Regions from separate parts of the Homo sapiens genome. Here region 1 is linked to region 2. Evidence: chromatin loops called from intact Hi-C (ENCODE). Cell type or tissue: prostate gland. All regions are shown on one strand.

What was found. Hi-C counts contacts between places; a loop is a spot of excess contacts. Peaks named below come from ENCODE experiments on the same cell type or tissue, not always from the same donor. Only the 100,000 strongest peaks of a DNase experiment are listed, where the experiment ranks them.
Region 1: a loop joins it to region 2, with 4 times the contacts of the local background. A loop is called at or near these places in 4 of 110 quality-filtered maps.

The regions. Positions count from the first base shown.
Region 1 is chr18:59,563,211-59,571,210 of GRCh38, reverse strand. All of the region lies in intron 2 of CCBE1 (collagen and calcium binding EGF domains 1), which reads left to right. Among named protein-coding and RNA genes, the nearest start is that of CCBE1, 130 kb to the left of the region's middle. In prostate gland, no CTCF peak of the experiment used is centred here; no DNase peak of the experiment used is centred here.
Region 2 is chr18:59,693,794-59,701,793 of GRCh38, reverse strand. It overlaps CCBE1 (collagen and calcium binding EGF domains 1), which reads left to right and starts at 4,371. Exons shown (of 11, transcript NM_133459.4): 1 at 4,371-4,582; 2 at 5,085-5,165. The coding sequence starts at 4,452. In prostate gland, a CTCF peak has its summit at 4,353 (motif pointing left); a DNase peak (open chromatin) is centred at 4,363; H3K4me3 peaks cover 1,896 bases; H3K27ac peaks cover 1,811 bases.

The DNA.
Region 1 (8,000 bases), 130 kb after region 2:
AAAGCAATAATATACGATTACTTGCCAAATGCTTCAACCTTTCCTGATGTCATTAGCAAGATGACTTCTAAAAGGGCTGCGTTAATTCTGGCTTGCTCTACTGTTGACCCAAAAAAGGAGCACATTTCACTCCTAGGGACTGACTGCTATTATACTCAGAAGTGGGAGGGTGAATTTCTGGCTGAAGTTCATACGTTACAACTCAGCAGTCGACTTACTCTTGTGATGGAGCATGAAATTGAAGCAATATGGCTCCCAGCTGAAGGACCAGCTTTGTAGGATTCAGGCCCAGGGCACTGCTAGGGGACCATATAAATGACAGAGGCTCTGATGTCTCGATTTTCATCCTGGTTGGTGGGCAGCCTAGGGGACGTCCGGCTCTCCTGGAGCCAGTGTGCTGGGATTCTGCTCTGATTCCTTGGCTCAGCAGCAGTTCTGTCCTTTGTCCTTTCTGAAAACCTCACACACAGAGCAATTTAATATCACGTTAATGAGCTGCCTGAGGCCCTTGGGAGGTCCTGCCCCACCCCCGCCAGCACATCTCCAAGGATGACTTCCCTTTCATTTTCTTGAGAGGTCACTGCCCTGGCAGTGTCGCAGAATACTCTCCTTCCCCTCACTGTGATCTCAGGGATCCTGGTAACAAGTCTTGCTCACTGCTGTCTGGAGCTTACGTCAAATCCAAGAGAATGTATGCAAAGTCTCGCAGAATCCAGAAGTGTTACAGCCAGCAGACCAGAGACAGGCACTCCTTAGACATGATTGATGCCCCTCATCAAAAACTGGTGGCTGACTATCTTAAGTACTGGCTTTGAGGCCTGGCTTTCAAAGCCCCTCCCCACAGAGCAGATGGTCTGAGGGTGGCCCTGCTTGACCTCACTAAACGTTTTGTGTCTCTTTTGTGTGGGTTCATGTTCCCCAGCACCACCTTATTGTTCCTCTCCCTTGTGGGTTGTGCTTGATGACAGCATTGGTCAGTGGTGTGCAGCTTCCTACTTAATTATTCATATCAGAGTGATCTAGCAGAAACTCCCTCTCCCAGGCTAGATCCTAAGCTCCTAAAGGAAATGAATATTCTTTACCCTTTGCTATTTCTCACCACATCTAAAACAATGTGGAGCGTGTGTTCAGGAAGAGCTTGTCAAATGACAGGCAAATGAAGAGTAACAGATCTTCAAAAGTAGAAAATGCCTTTGATATTCTGTTTAAGAATGAGAGAAAGAAGTTGTAGAATCTGGCATTATCTGGGTAGTGATACTTGCCTAAGAAAAGGGAGCTGAGGCCGGGTGCAGTGGTTCACTCCTCTAATCCCAGTGTTTTGGGAGGCCCAGACAGGAGGATCACTTGAGGCCAGGAGTTTAAGACCAGCCTGGGTAACAGAGCAAGACTCCATCTCTACAAAAACAAAATTAGCTAGGCATGGTGTTGAGCACCTGTAATCTCAGCTACTTAGGAGACTGAGGTGGGAGGATGGCTTGAGCCTGGGAGTTTGAAGCTGCAGTAGGCTATGATTGATTGTGCTGCTGTACTCTATCCTGAGCCACAGAGCAAGACCCTGTCTCTTTTTTTTTTTTTAAAAGGGCGGGGGGAGATGAATTGCTAAAAATAACATCTGTGTTCAACATTGTGTAAAAAAGAATTTGGGCTTTGTGCCTCATTTTGACTCTAATTTACTAGCTGTGTTATTTCAGCTACTTCCTCTTTGACATTCTGTTTTCTTATCTGTAAATTGGGAGTTTGTATCTGGCTTGCAGTGCTAGTGCAAAAAATAAAGGAATTGATGAATAGATGCAAAAGATAAATCAACTAGTGAATAGTTCATGGCATCTGAAATCTAATAGGTGCTCAAAATATCTGTTTTTATTACCAGATATACCATTTTTAGGACAGACTGCTAGTAAAATCGGCATCAGGTGAAGCAACAGATTTAGAAGGAGTCTTCGGTTTCTGGCAAGCTGGTACAATAAAGTGCTTAATACCTTCTTAATGAACCACAGCCAACCCAGCCCTTATGAGACAGATGCTATAGCTTTCTAGATTGGGTTGCTGGAGGGAGAGCCAGACTTGCTGGGTAGCCACTCATGTGAGGAGAATTGTTTGAATAAAAGGAGAGAGTGGAATCGAACATCGTTTGGAGATAACCCGAGATGCACCCCTCTGCAGAGAGGAAAAGGAAGTAGGTTTGAGAGTGGAAACAGCCAGTGAACAGAGACGCAGAGACATCCGTGAAGGTAGTGGGTGAGAGCACACTCAGGCAGGACTAAGGTGGAGGTGGCAGGTGGGAGGTTTAGTTGGCAAGATGTCCCTGGATAGAGAGAACTCATGGCCTGCCCATGTCCTTTACGTGTGAATCAGCTTGCTGTGGCACTGCAGCCTACCACAGTAGTAAGCATGCTGTTCACTCTCACAGATGGGCAGAGGTGTCCAGGTGATCACCTGCAGGGCTCACCTTGGCTCAATACATTACCTTCTGAGAAGCTGAGGCCAGCAGTTGGGGAAGGAAACACATGCCCATCTGATGAAATTCAGCTGGACTGGGCCGCCTACAGCGTGCACTGTTTTTGGTCTGCGCAGGTGAACTGAGCAGATGCAGCCTATCTTCTAGCTCCAAGTTGCTTCAGTTTAGCCATCTTCTCCCTAGTTCTCATGATCAAGAAAGGGAGTAATCAGAAGACTTATGTTATTAGAGAGTCTCTTGAAACCTTGCTAAGTAGAAAAGTAAATAGTCCATTGGTTTCTTCTTGGAGGCCACATAGAAAAAGGTGCTCAGAAGTCTGTTCACCAATACTCTGTGCTAGCTCCTTTCGAGAAGTCTTGGGGAGAAGTAATACCAAGTGTTTTCAGTCACATCTGTACTAAACTTCCCACTCACCTCTCTGGCTGTCCTGTCCATTTACACGGTCTGTGCAGTAGCTAGTCATTGAATAAAGCAGAATCAGGGATTGTGGGTTATCTTCTTATAGGGCACATGAGTAGTTTGTGAGAAGACAGCATTGTTACAACAGGGCAGAACCTCACATTCTGCCAAAAAAAAAAAAATAGGCCTCTTATTTCTGCCAGATAATTTGAGATATCAGGACTTGGAGACATTCAGGTTTGGAAAGTGCCAGAAGAACCCCTGCAGAAACCCACTCTTGCCCTGAAAAGGATTCTCCTAACCGTGGTTCTCTCTATATGAATTCGGACTTAAAAAAATAGAAAAAGAATAGCTACCACAGCGATTTCTAAAAATCTATGAGCAAGAAGAAAGTTCAAAAACAAATGAAGAAAATTTTAAAATACAACAATTTAAAAATAGCATTAGGAAAGGGATGGATGCTTCTGTATGTGATATGTGTCTGCTGATAAAACCTGGAAGGAGTTGTTGGGCCTGCTTTAAATCTGCACACTGTTGGCAATGACTTTTAAGTACGATCATCTTTTTCCCTGTCAGTAACAGAACAGTGTGGTGGTGGTAGTGAGCAAAGTCACGTAGTTGGCAAGTCATGAATAGAGTTTCAGACAATTTTAGGCAGAACGTAGGATATCATCAGCCCTGGAAAATGACACACAGAAGGGGTGTCAGTGACCAGCAGAGCATGGGTCACTGATAGAATTGCTACATTAAAACCCGATCCACTTGGGTTGCAGCGTGGGATGGGTCTTGAGATGGAGTCAAGGAAAAAGCATGACTGCAATCATTTGCTTCCCATCGCTGTCTGCTGGATTTCCCCATTAGCTAACTTAGGCACACAAGCAAGAAATGTCTAATGAAATAGAGTAAATAAAAGAAAATGCAGCCAGGCGCAGTGGCTCACGCCTGTAATCCCAACACTTTGGGAGGCCAAGGCGGATGGATCACCTGAGGTCAGGAGTTTGAGACCAGCCTGGCCAACATGGCGAAACCCCATCTCTACTAAAAATACAAAAAATTAGCTGGGTATGGTGGTGGGTAGGGTAGCTGGGTATGGTAGCCTCCCAGCTACTTGGGAGGCTGAAGCAGGAGAATCGCTTGAACCTGGGAAGCAGAGGTTACAGTGAGCCGAGATCACACCACTGCACTCCAGCCTTGGCAACCAGAGCTAATCTCCATTTCAAAAAAAAAGAAAAGAAAAGAAAAAATGCGTTTAAAACCTCTTTCAATAAATCCAGGACATCATGATGAGAGGAGACCTTAGAAATGACCTAATCCTCTCACCTCTTTGCTTACAGATAGAGGGGAAATAATCTGCAGAATGATTTGTGGTCCTAACATGGTAGCTTTATGAGGCTCGTTCTTTAAAAAGAATTCTGCATAGTTTATCTTAATTGTTCATTTCACCCCGACTTTCATCATCGTTCTCTCACAATGTCTTCTGAGGCTTTAGAGATTTTTTTGGTAGCTAAACATTCCAGGAAGCAGCCATCATTTTTTTTCTTGGGGGTTGGGGCAGCAGCGGGTGGGGGTTGGACAAAAAAAGAGAGTGGTGATAGCATTTAAGAAGCAAATGTTAGCCAGCTGCACTGTCAGTGGTAGTATTTCTTAATAGGAGGATTTAGGGACTTTATTAATATGTTCAGATAAGATTAGCAGCATTTGCAAACATGATCTTTGGCAATCTACACCAGAACAGAACAGCTCAGTTCCTTTCTCAAGACAGTTGAGTACTTCTTTCCTACTTTATCAGTGCCTTTTCCAAACAAATGCCTGAAAACCATGTATTAAGGATAAATCTGGCGATTTAAAGTTACAGTTGTTTCATGTCATGGTACTTCCATCATCTTAGGTTGACTTTTAATTTTTTTTTTATTTTTGCTTCCATTTTATAGCTTTTCTAAAGGTAGTTTTAATTAGGGTGAGTGGTAGATTATGCATATGAGCCTATTAAGCAAGCCTGCTCCATATTGTTTCCTTGCTGGAAATTTTCTCTCAAAGATGGTCACAAGAGACAAGTGACTGACCCAGGGACTTTATTTAAATAATGAAAATGGTTATGTTATGAATGGCCCTGGAAGAGACATTGTGTGTCACCCTGTGGGTGGAAAGAAAATGATACTGTGGTAGAATGATGTGGAAACCATGCATCTGATTGATTTCCTGACCTGCTGCCTGCGGGGCACCCTGGTAGCCACGGTTGCTGTTGCAGTGTGTGTCCTGGGTATTTCACTCTCAGTTACCAGATATGGCTTTTTCTTATTCACTGTTCTCTTATGCAAGATAATAGAGCCTACTGCAGTGAGCTTTAACACTGCCTTTTGGGTCTCCAAGGTCAGAGGTAGTGACTCGGGGTCTTTGGCAATGCATTTGGGGGATGGGGGAGTTCAGGAGCCCTGACGTAACAGCCTGAGAAGATGCACCTGAGACTATTTTATGCATTAGGTTGAGTTTTGCATTCGATTTTCTTTGGGGAGAAAAAAGCTTGAAAACCCAGCAGTGTGTTTCAGAAGAGAACAGGCTGTTTATCTGTACTGTTCTTAAAAAAAGAAAAAAAAAAAATCTAGTGACAACCCGTCTTCCCCTCTTAGCTACAGGGTCTGGGTTTTTGCACAGGGCCTGATGCTTACTTAAAAGGGCCCTATGCTTAGTTTAATGCTTTGCTGTCGCCATCTTGAAAATTCTTAATTTTTTAAATGAGGTGTCCCATAGGTTCATCTTGCACTGGGCCAGGCAAATTACAAAGCTGGTCCTAATTCTAAGGTCAGGCACTATGTGCAGTAGGCCTCAGTGGGGCCAGGTGTGGGGCTGGGCTGTAGAGAGTGAGTTATGGACATTGTGGCCCAGCCTGCCCCTCGCCCCTGGTTACCCAGCCTGAGTGACAGCCCTTTGTCTACCTCGTACCACATCTTTCTTGCTGTGGACCCAACACAGCCCTTTGCAGCCCTTCTCTGATGCTCTTCATTGAGGGCCAGACCTTGATCCCCAGTCCTGTGCCATTGGTTGGAGCCCTGTTCTGAACAAAACACTTCCTAGAACTCTGACAGCCTTCATCTGACTAAACCCCAGCCCTGGTCATTCTCTTTTCTACTCCCCTTCCTCCCTCCCTCCTCTACCTACCTACATTTTTGACACTCAGAGTTAACCAAGAAGACCACAAGCATGACAGACTCCAGAGTGGACTCCTCGTGCTCCCCTGAAGGGTGGCCCTTGCCTCTACCTCACTGTCTGTTCTCCCCTGTGCTCACCTTTCTCCCTCAGGGGCTTGTGTTAGCCAAGCCCATCATGAGCAAGGGAACAAGGCTGACTACTCAGTTCTGTTGCAGTGATCACGCTGGATTTTCCAAGCCATCATGTTTATGGGTTTTAGCTGAGATTCATGTGACTGATGCTTGAACATATACTTTGCAGTCCCCCTGTTGATGGCCTTTAAATCCCTCCTAGATCTATTCTTTATGTTCTACTTCTACCACCATGGACCAAGGCCAGGCTGTCATCACTTTGACCCTGCATTAGCAAATGATCAGCCTTTCTCAATGGTCTTCAGTTTCTCCTTTCCCCAGCCAACCTCATATGGCCTCAGTGTTCATCGTCTTCATTCCAGCTGCAGTATTTGAACACACCCTCTGTCCGGAAGACTGTGCCAGATGCTATGAAAGACATAGATGTTTCACACGAATCCCAAAGACTTCATAAAATAGTTGGTAAGATCAGTGAAATACAAGCCAGTTAGTAATAGATACCTTCTGAAGGGTACAAAGAAAGTACTGAAGACATTGTCATATATTTAGGTTGTTTCTAGTTTTCTCATTAAATATACTAGTATAGAAATGGTTTAATGACCATGATCTAGTCATATGATGAAATAATATGCAGCTCTATGTACTGACAATGGAAAATATTCAATATACAAAGTAAAAACACAGTGTTTATATGTGTGTGTGTATATATATAGTATCTCATTTTGTGATCTCATTTATATAATTAGTGCATAGGAAGTATAAAGTTGAGAGAATTATGTCAAATGACGATTGTCTAGATAGGATTAAAGAGGAATTTACCCTTCATTCTTTATGCATTTCTATAAAATATGAATTTTGTGTAACTTTGTATTAAACTTGTAAATATAAATGAAACACTTTCGAAAGGAAAGTTTTAGAGTTAAGAGGAAATCAGGCTTTAAGCTGCTGATAGTTATAAAGATTGTCTTTATGTGGCTCCTAGAGTCAGATTGCCCTGGGAAGAATGTCTCACCATCTCAGGTTTGTCCTGCTTCTGCTGTTCACACACCTCCCTTATGCAGCCTTCTGGAACTTTCTACTCAGCATAGGTTCATCACTCCAGATGGTTATTCTCACGTCTATGCTGCTGTTCATGCTATTCTCCCTTCCTGAGACGCCTCCCCTCCTCCAGTTAACTTATTCCAGCCCACTGTTCATCACGTTCCCTGCCCCAGCTTGCCCAGCCAATGCTGTTTCCCCTCTAAACATCGAGGTACCAATGATTTGGGGTTATGATCACGAACAACTCTGGTACATTTCTGGAAATGTTGCACATGTTTTACTGACTTGTAAATCCTAAGTTCCTTTGTTGGGAAGAACTGGCTTCTGATCATCTTTTATGACCTCAGTGGCATGAGAATTCTGTGTTGCTAGTAGGCATTCAACAAAGACTTGGTGACTGGAATCATAGCCCTGGTGCTGAGCTTCCAGGCGTCCACTGAAGCTGATCCACTTATACCAGCAGGGGCCTTGCCCTGTAGGGTCTACTGCTTCTCAGCCTCTGGTGCCCTTTGAGCCTGTCTGAGTAGGCCCACAGCCAGAATCAAATAGTGATGTTATCTTCCTGATTCACAGAAAAAAATATGGCTGAATTTTTACTTCAATTTTTCTATAATTTCGTAAATACCCTGGATGCTTGCTACTGATAGTCTGCTTCCAAATGTTGGCCAGATGGCCAAATGAATGCACAAGTAGCAAACAAATAGTATTTTAAAAAATCAAGAAAAACTAATTGTGCTTATTTTTAGCAGATTTGTTCTATTCTTCCCCCCAACCCCCATCCACATGTATTCTAACAAGCAGAGTTGGGGTTTTATATTGGAAAC
Region 2 (8,000 bases):
CCAGAGACCAACAGCTTCAATCAACTTTCAGAATTTGTGCAAGTTAAAACTAAGACAGGCTTAGTGAAAAGGTAATATACACGCCCAAAAACCAGGGCTTTAACATCCATTTACTGTTTTAAAAACTTTTTTTTTTATTCTTCTTGCCTCAAACAGTCCCCCACAATGGTTTGGAGACTGGCACACTTTCACACCTTCCAAGATGTAACCCTAATTCTCTAAGCAGACCTGCCTATATACGTCAATCAAAACTGAAACTGAAGGAAAGGTATCAGGGCAATTCTTTGTTTTAGGGATATCTTATCGTATGCCTATCACTCACAGTACAATATGAACTTTACCCACACTTGTTGAGCTTTGTTTCACCTTACCTTACAGTTAGGTGACTGTTGCTATATTTCAGGGAGACCGGGGGAACAAACTGTCATTTTTTCCAAGCAATTTATAGGCTTTTCTTTTATGGTTACCTTGAATCTCATGACTGATCATGTAATTATCCTGAGTTGACTTCTGAGAATTTGAGAACCGACTTGTGATCTGCTTGAAACGTGGCCCAGGACTTTCTGCTTATACAGCCCTGCCAATTAACATAACATCAGCTTTATTTTACTGTTTGATCCTGATTTTTCCTTTGCCTTAATTTCTTTGTCTAATTTTGCCCTATACTACATACACTTTGTGTACATATGTACACACACACACACACACACACACAATAGTTTATTTTTTGTCAGCCACCACAAATCCTTTTTATAGGAAAATCTTTAAATGGTGAAATGAATTGTCCCAGTTGGTGGTGGTCTGTTCTTTATATTCTGATTTTCTTCAAATAAGATGTTGGAGTCCCTTAAAACTGAGAAGAGACAACTGATTTTATTTAGAAGCATATTCTCTGCCCTGTGTCCTGGTGTTTACTTTTCTTTTTTCCTTTCACTTTACTTTTGTACGCAGCCGTCTCTCTATTCTCCAGCCAGTCACCCCACCCCCAGGCAACATGCAGCAGTACTACTTAACAATACCTGGTCTACCAGGGATTCTAACCTATAACATAGTATGCACTAGAAAGCCCCAGACACAGCCCCACATCCCCAGGACACAGTAAATTGTATAACTATCTGCTCTCTGGTTTGTTTCAGGGAAACTGACAGATCTTTATGAAAAACTTTGCAGAGAGTGGTATGCTGAAAAGAAATAATCACATAATCACACACGGCCTCCCCCAAGGAGCATTTAGGGCCCTATCATTAATCTTTGTAACACTCCTATGAAAGAGGTGGATGGCATGTTCTCTCAGGCCAGTGTTTCATAGGTGAGGGGACAGGGCAGGCCTGGGCTTGCACATGGTCTAGAAGGGAGGAAAGAAAACTCAGCACCCTTGAGGCTCCCACCAGTCAGCCCCAGCACTGACATCTCCCATGCAGCCCGCAGCCTGGGCAATGCAGATTTTGTCTTTTACAGGAGTATTTAGCTTTTTGGGGGCAGGTATCCATATATGGCCATCCATAGCTCTTTCCGGCTTGGCAGTGCTCCCCGGACAAGCAACTCCTCACTGCACCCCATGCTGTCAGTAGCTGGCAGTAGGTTGAAATTACAGGCCTCTAGGCAAAGGTTTTTCAGAAGGTTTCGGCTCCAGATCACCTCTTACAGAAATGTATGAAATGCTCTGACCACCCACCGTTGGGATTTCCTCCCTGTGCAAACCTGAGCTGTTTGCTGGGCCCCAGCAACTTCTCTAACCCCTTATTCTCATAGGCACTCAGCACCAGGAGCTGAAAATAAAAAGGTGGCAAAGTCAGCTCTGATGCCAATCTTCTGCCACACAGCTGTGTATAATGGTTTTGCTGTTATCATTTTGCAGCCTGAATCACTTTCCCTGAAATGCTGCAGGTCTGCACTTGTGGCCTAGTAACTATTTAATGAAACTGATAATTAATCTCCTATACCACGCTCTGTTACTTGTAGAACTAACGTCCACAATGCAACAGTAGAAGAATAAAATGCGTAAAGATGAGAAAAAAGACAGCAAGTTGTCAAGATACAGTAATTGGTAAGGAATTAAAAATAGAACCTCCTACCAGATTACAAGATGGCCTCTCCCTTCCAAGATGGATATCAAACACTTTTTTGTCACAATCTGAAGAGATACAATTATCATAAGCCCCAGAAGGGGTTTCTTCCTCATGTGCTTAGTGAGGTCTGTCTTTAGGAACCCAAACAACTGTTATAAAGTGGATTCCTATATATCTAGGAAGTGAAAAGCTAGAAGGCTAGAAGGCAAAAACTTAAAGTTCTGTGCAATACAATAATTACGTTACAAGTAATAATGTTTACAGGGCACTCAACATATGCCAGGCATGATAAACAAAATGCTATAGAAGCATTGCTTCATTTAATACTCATAAAAATTGATGAGAGATATTTCCCCATTTTACAGATGAGAAAACAGAGTGTCAGAAGTAAATTGCTTCAGATCACTCCTCCAGGAAACCAAACAGCCTGAGTTTGAATCCAGTTTTTTCTGACCTCATGGTTTTTTTTTTCTGACCTCATGATGATCACTCTCCAGTTTTGCAACATCCTGAAATGTCTTCTGAATTATCAAATAAAAATTAACTCATTTGTGTTAAGTAGCAGTGTCATATTTTAATATCAAGTGGGTGGTCTTCCGAATATGTAAGTTTTGTAAAATAAGCCAACAAAAAACACACCTCACAGAACTAAGAAATCAGATGCTCAGATTGAAGGGATATTGTGGGAACCAAATAAAATCTTGAATATGAAAAATCTTAGGAAAAGACATAGCATTCTACGGAAGAATGACAATGTCATTGCTATCAAAAATATCAGTGTGGGCTGGCTGCTATGGCTCACGCCTGTAATCCCAGCACTTTGGGAGGCCGAGTTGGGCAGATCACTTGAGGCCAGGAGTTTAAGAGCAGCCTGGCCAACATGGTGAAACTCTGTCTCTACTAAAAATACAAAAATTAGCCGGGTGTGGAAGCATGCATCTGTAATCCCTGCTACTTGGGGTGCTGAGGCAGAAGAATCTCTTGAACCCGGCAGGCGGAGGTTGCAGTGAGCCAAGATCGAGACACTGCACTCCAGCCTGGGCGACAGAGTGAGACTCCGTCTCAAAAAAAAAAAAAAGTCAATGTGTATGTGATATGTGTGGTAATTCTCAGTTGACCAGCATATTCTGTATATCAAAATATGTGCTTACCTAACCAATTTACACACCGGTCACTTGTGAACAAGCCACCTTTTTACCTCGTTGTCCTGTGAGATGCAGAACCACGCATATTTTAGAGCTTAGGCATTAGAACTTTTCCTTTTTCAACTTATTTCTGGGCCACATCCACGTCCCCAGTTTCTCTGGAAAAGGCTGAGAAAACTCCTAAAGCGCAACAAAGTGTTAAGTTGCTGACACACGAATTACAATTAGGGTCACCGTCAAGGGAGCCGATTTACGGCCCCCCTCCTCCGTTTTCTTGTTACCTATCAACGCGGCTGCATACACTAGCAGGTAGCAGCACCTGTAATTAATTTGCCCCCACGTGTCTCATTTGATGGGGGGGGGCGTTTCCAGCTCTGATGTGCGCGGCGTGGAAACAGTATTAAAGCCGCTCAGGACAAGGAGATGTAAGGCTCCCAGAAAGACCTCCTTACTTGTTCCGAACTCGAGTTATGAAGAAGACAGCGCATGGTTTATTGACCAATGAAACAACCAGAGAACTTTCTTCTAAAGGTTTTAAGGAAGAGTGATTACACTATATAAATAGCGCTATTTCAGGTTTGAACAATTTGAGAGGCCCGTTGTAGCCTTTCAACTCCTCCTTCCTCACATAATCTAAGAGAAAAGAAGACTAAGATAGTTGCAAATCTCAGGGTAGGTCCTCACGGAGGAAAGACGAACACTGGCCTGACCCTGGGCTTTAGAAACCCATGGACAACAGGAAGGAAGCTTATTAACCCCTCTCTTCCCCCTCCCTCTTCTCCCCGGTGGAGAATCAGCTCCTCCTCCTCCCGGTCGTGAGACCCTGGTGCAAAATGCAAACAACCGCCCGCTTTCCCCACCCTGCGCGCTTCTCCCAGAGGAGGGAGAGGGAAGAGGCGAGGGCGCAGCCCCAAGCCGAGTCCAGCAAGTCTGTCAATCGGACGTGAACGTCCCGACGAGACAACTTGAACCTCAGGGCCCTCGCGCCAGCCGGACACCGCAGGTACCCCCTTTACCTGCTTCTCTGCTGGGTTTGCATCCGATACCCCAACTCCTAGCCTCATTTTCCCCCCAGCCCCATAATATTCCGGACCCCTGCTCCCCGTGCAGGTGGTGCAAACGCCCCTGCTCTCCGGCGCCCCCTGCCGGGAAGAGGGAAGGCGGCGGCGGCCGCGGAGGAGCAGGACGCTTGGTCCGGACGGAGCTCGGCGCTGGGAAGAAGCCGGGAGCTTCCCTGATGGTGCCGCCGCCTCCGAGCCGGGGAGGAGCTGCCAGGGGCCAGCTGGGCAGGAGCCTGGGTCCGCTGCTGCTGCTCCTGGCGTTGGGACACACGTGGACCTACAGAGAGGAGCCGGAGGACGGCGACAGGTAAGCGCTGCAAGCCCCAGCGGAGGGCGAGCTCCTGCTTGATGCGCGCCCGGCTCGCGGGGTGCGGGCGGTCCTCCCCGGCGCCCACTCCCACAGCGATCCGCACGCCCTCACTTCTCCGGGGATAAGGAGAGTGCTCAGCTGTCCTGGGCGACACTTCCCTCCGCTCCCGGGTATCAGCCTTTGCGCCCTGCCATCCGTGGGTCGCGTCAGGGATACCCTTCGCCCCGCGTTCCTGCCTCCCCCCGGGTGCCACACTGGCTGGCACAGCTCGTGAACCCCGCTTCCTTTCTCCTGGAGCTGGTTCGCTTCGTCGTGACCCTCGCGTGGCTCGTCCCTGTGGCCGGAGTCTGCCCCGCGTACGCGTTTGGGGACCAGCCCCTGCCCAGAGCGCCGGGACGGGGAGCCTGGCGATCCCCACGCGCCAGGGATTCCCCAGCGCGCGCTGCCCGCCTCCGCTCTCCCGCTGAGAATCGAACATTTCCTCTGCACTTTTTCATAGAGAAATCTGCTCAGAGAGCAAAATCGCGACGACTAAATACCCGTGTCTGAAGTCTTCAGGCGAGCTCACCACATGCTACAGGTAAGCCTGGGGGCTCTGCGGGCTGTTCGCCACTGCGCACCGGGGCTGGCTGGGGAGGCGGCGCTGTAAAGGAGGGGTTTGGAGACGCGCTTGGGACCGGAGCAGCTTTTACGCTGGAACCTGCTGGGTGCGTGCCGCGCGGTGCGAATCTTTGAGGGTTGGTTGGATCGGAGTCAGAGCAACACTGAGCAACTGACTTTGCGTCTAGGGTGTGTGCCCTGAGATCCTGAGGATGGTTGCCGCTCCCTGAAATACTTGTGTGGAAGTCTGTGAAGGAGATTGGATTGGATTTTGGGTGTAAACAGTGGGGCATAGCAAACACGGGTGGCTGCTTTCGTATTTGTGTTTTGTTTTGAAAGTACAGCGTCAACAAGGCAATTCTTGGCACTTGTCTGTCTTCTGACCTTCTGTTGGGGCAGAGTGTGGCTGTCACGGCCTCTGGACAAAAAAGTAGGGGGAGGATTGTGAGTGGTTGTGTTGAGTGAAAACAAAAAGATTGTTGGGGCAGAGGAAAAAAGTCTTTCTAAAAATGTGGGCCACAGATTCACCTGGGTATTTGTTAAATGAGTGACCCGGGTGCTTGTTAAAACTAAGCGTGGATGGGGCTAGGGAATCGGTAGTTATAAAATGTTCCCCAGGTGGTTCTTGTCTCTGAAAGGAGAGAACCACTGTTCTGCTTGCAGCCTTTTGGAGATGAGGGTTGATTTAGGTTTTTCACCATTGAATTCTTGGTTCTGTTCCAGTGCTCTCACTGGATAGGGGAACATGCACCCATAAACGTTTATTGGATATCTGCGTTTTAGAGGCGCTGTACAAGGTAATGTGATCATATGCCCACACCTGACTGTCTCTGGAGACTCACATGCTCTGTTCGGGTTGCCAGGATAAATACTGAGTAGTACAAGGTAACGCAGCAGTCCCTAGAAACGAACTTGAAAGAAAACAATGTTTTATTCCTTATAAGGTTGTAGCCTGTGAATCAATCATAGCGTTTCTTGCAGGTGAGAGCATTTCATATACCCAAAGGTTCAGACCAAGTGGTTCCACGGCTGTCAGTTTATGGGTGCAAAAGCACCATCAGTTACATCGCGTACTTCTGCTCTTAAATCTGTTGTTGGCAGTGAAGGGACAATAATCAGGCAAATCAAGTCACTCCTTGGGCTTAGGAAAGGCTCCTTTCTCTTGGCGTGTGCGGGGGGTGAATGCTGAACAAAATGAGAGAGGTAGTAGAGGAGAAAGGAGTATGTTCAATTGGCAGGTTAAGACTTAAAGAGGCTAACTGGGTGAGCAAGGTCACCGAGCTGGTGAAGTGACCTGGTGGTGCTGGCAGCAGGATTGCTTGCCTGGTTCCAGCCGTGTCTTTCATCCACACGACCACAGTGTTTCTTAGGACACATTGTTTTCCTATCAGCACAGTATAAAGCCTCGAATTTAACATGGGAAATGTCTCTGAGATGGTTTGCTCATTTTTTCAGTCCCTGAAGGTCGGACTTCACATAAATCAGTGACAGTTACAGAATGCATGTTAGATTTTCAGAAACCATTTGGTGCCTGATTGTTTGTTAATGCCATTACTGTCATCTTTTCCAGACTTCTTAAAGCAGTGTGGTGTTTCTTTTATACTCTTTGAACAGGAGACACTAGCAGCACCTTGGCATGTGTTTTCACTAATAGCTACTCAAATTGCTATGAGATCTCGCAAAAATGACATTTTATATCAAGGAGAATAAAGAACTTTGTTTAAAGGAATGGGAAACGATGCTTTCAGCTTGAAAGTGGTGTTGATCCTTGTGTATATGAAAAGATCTTAGATTTTGTTTTTAGATCTATTTTCTCTATGGAAGTCGAGAGTTCTCTGTATTCCGTTGGTCTTATCCTGTTTCTATAATCTACTCTTCTTGAATCCCAAGAATAGAGGATATTATTTTCCTTAGTTTGTGACTTGATTGTCCTAGCCCTTTATACCCTCACTACCTCAAGTATCATCTGGAAACCAGCCGCACAGCATGATTTTGGGAGCTTGTTGGAATCCTGGGCCTCTGCCCCCAGATCTCTTAAATCAGAATCTGTCTTAATGAGAGATGCATAAAATCTTGAAGCACTGCTGTAAGAAACCAGTGTCCTCATCCCCAGGACGCATGCAGACCTATTTAGACAGATCCTTAAAGGAGCATGGAGGCCTTTCAGTTGACCAAACAGTTAGCTCTCCTACCTCACTAAACTAAAGGTTAAACTAAAGTGAGATAAAGAACCAGCATTCCAGGAAGCCAGTCTTTAAAGGTTACTTTGAATTGAGCTGTAAGTAATACAGCATTACTGATGATGGAATGTTCTTTGACTGTATAGAATTCTCTTTACCAGGTGGCTGTTGGTGAATGGTTTTCAGCACAAGTGAAGGAACTCTGGAAGCCACTTCTGAACTTGAAGTGTGTTTAAAAATGACTTTAAAAAAGTTACTAGGCCGGGTGCGGTGGCTCATGCCTGTAATCCCAGCACTTTGGGAGGCGGAGGTGGGTGGGTCATGAGGTCAAGAGATCGAGACCATTCTGGCCAACATGATAAAACCCCGTCTCTACTAAAAATACAAAAATTAGCATGGTGTGGTGGCACACACCTGTAGTACCATCTACTTGGGAGGCTGAGGCAGGAGAATAGTTTGAAACCAGGAGGCGGAGGTTGCAGTGAGCTGAGATCTCGCCACTGCATTCCAGTCTGGTGACAGAGCAAGACTCTGTCTCAAAAAAAAAAAAAAAAAAAAAAAAAAGGCTTTCCTTTAACAAGAAATATTCTCGTGTGTAGGAAACACTAATAAAACAATTTTCACTGAGGCTGTGG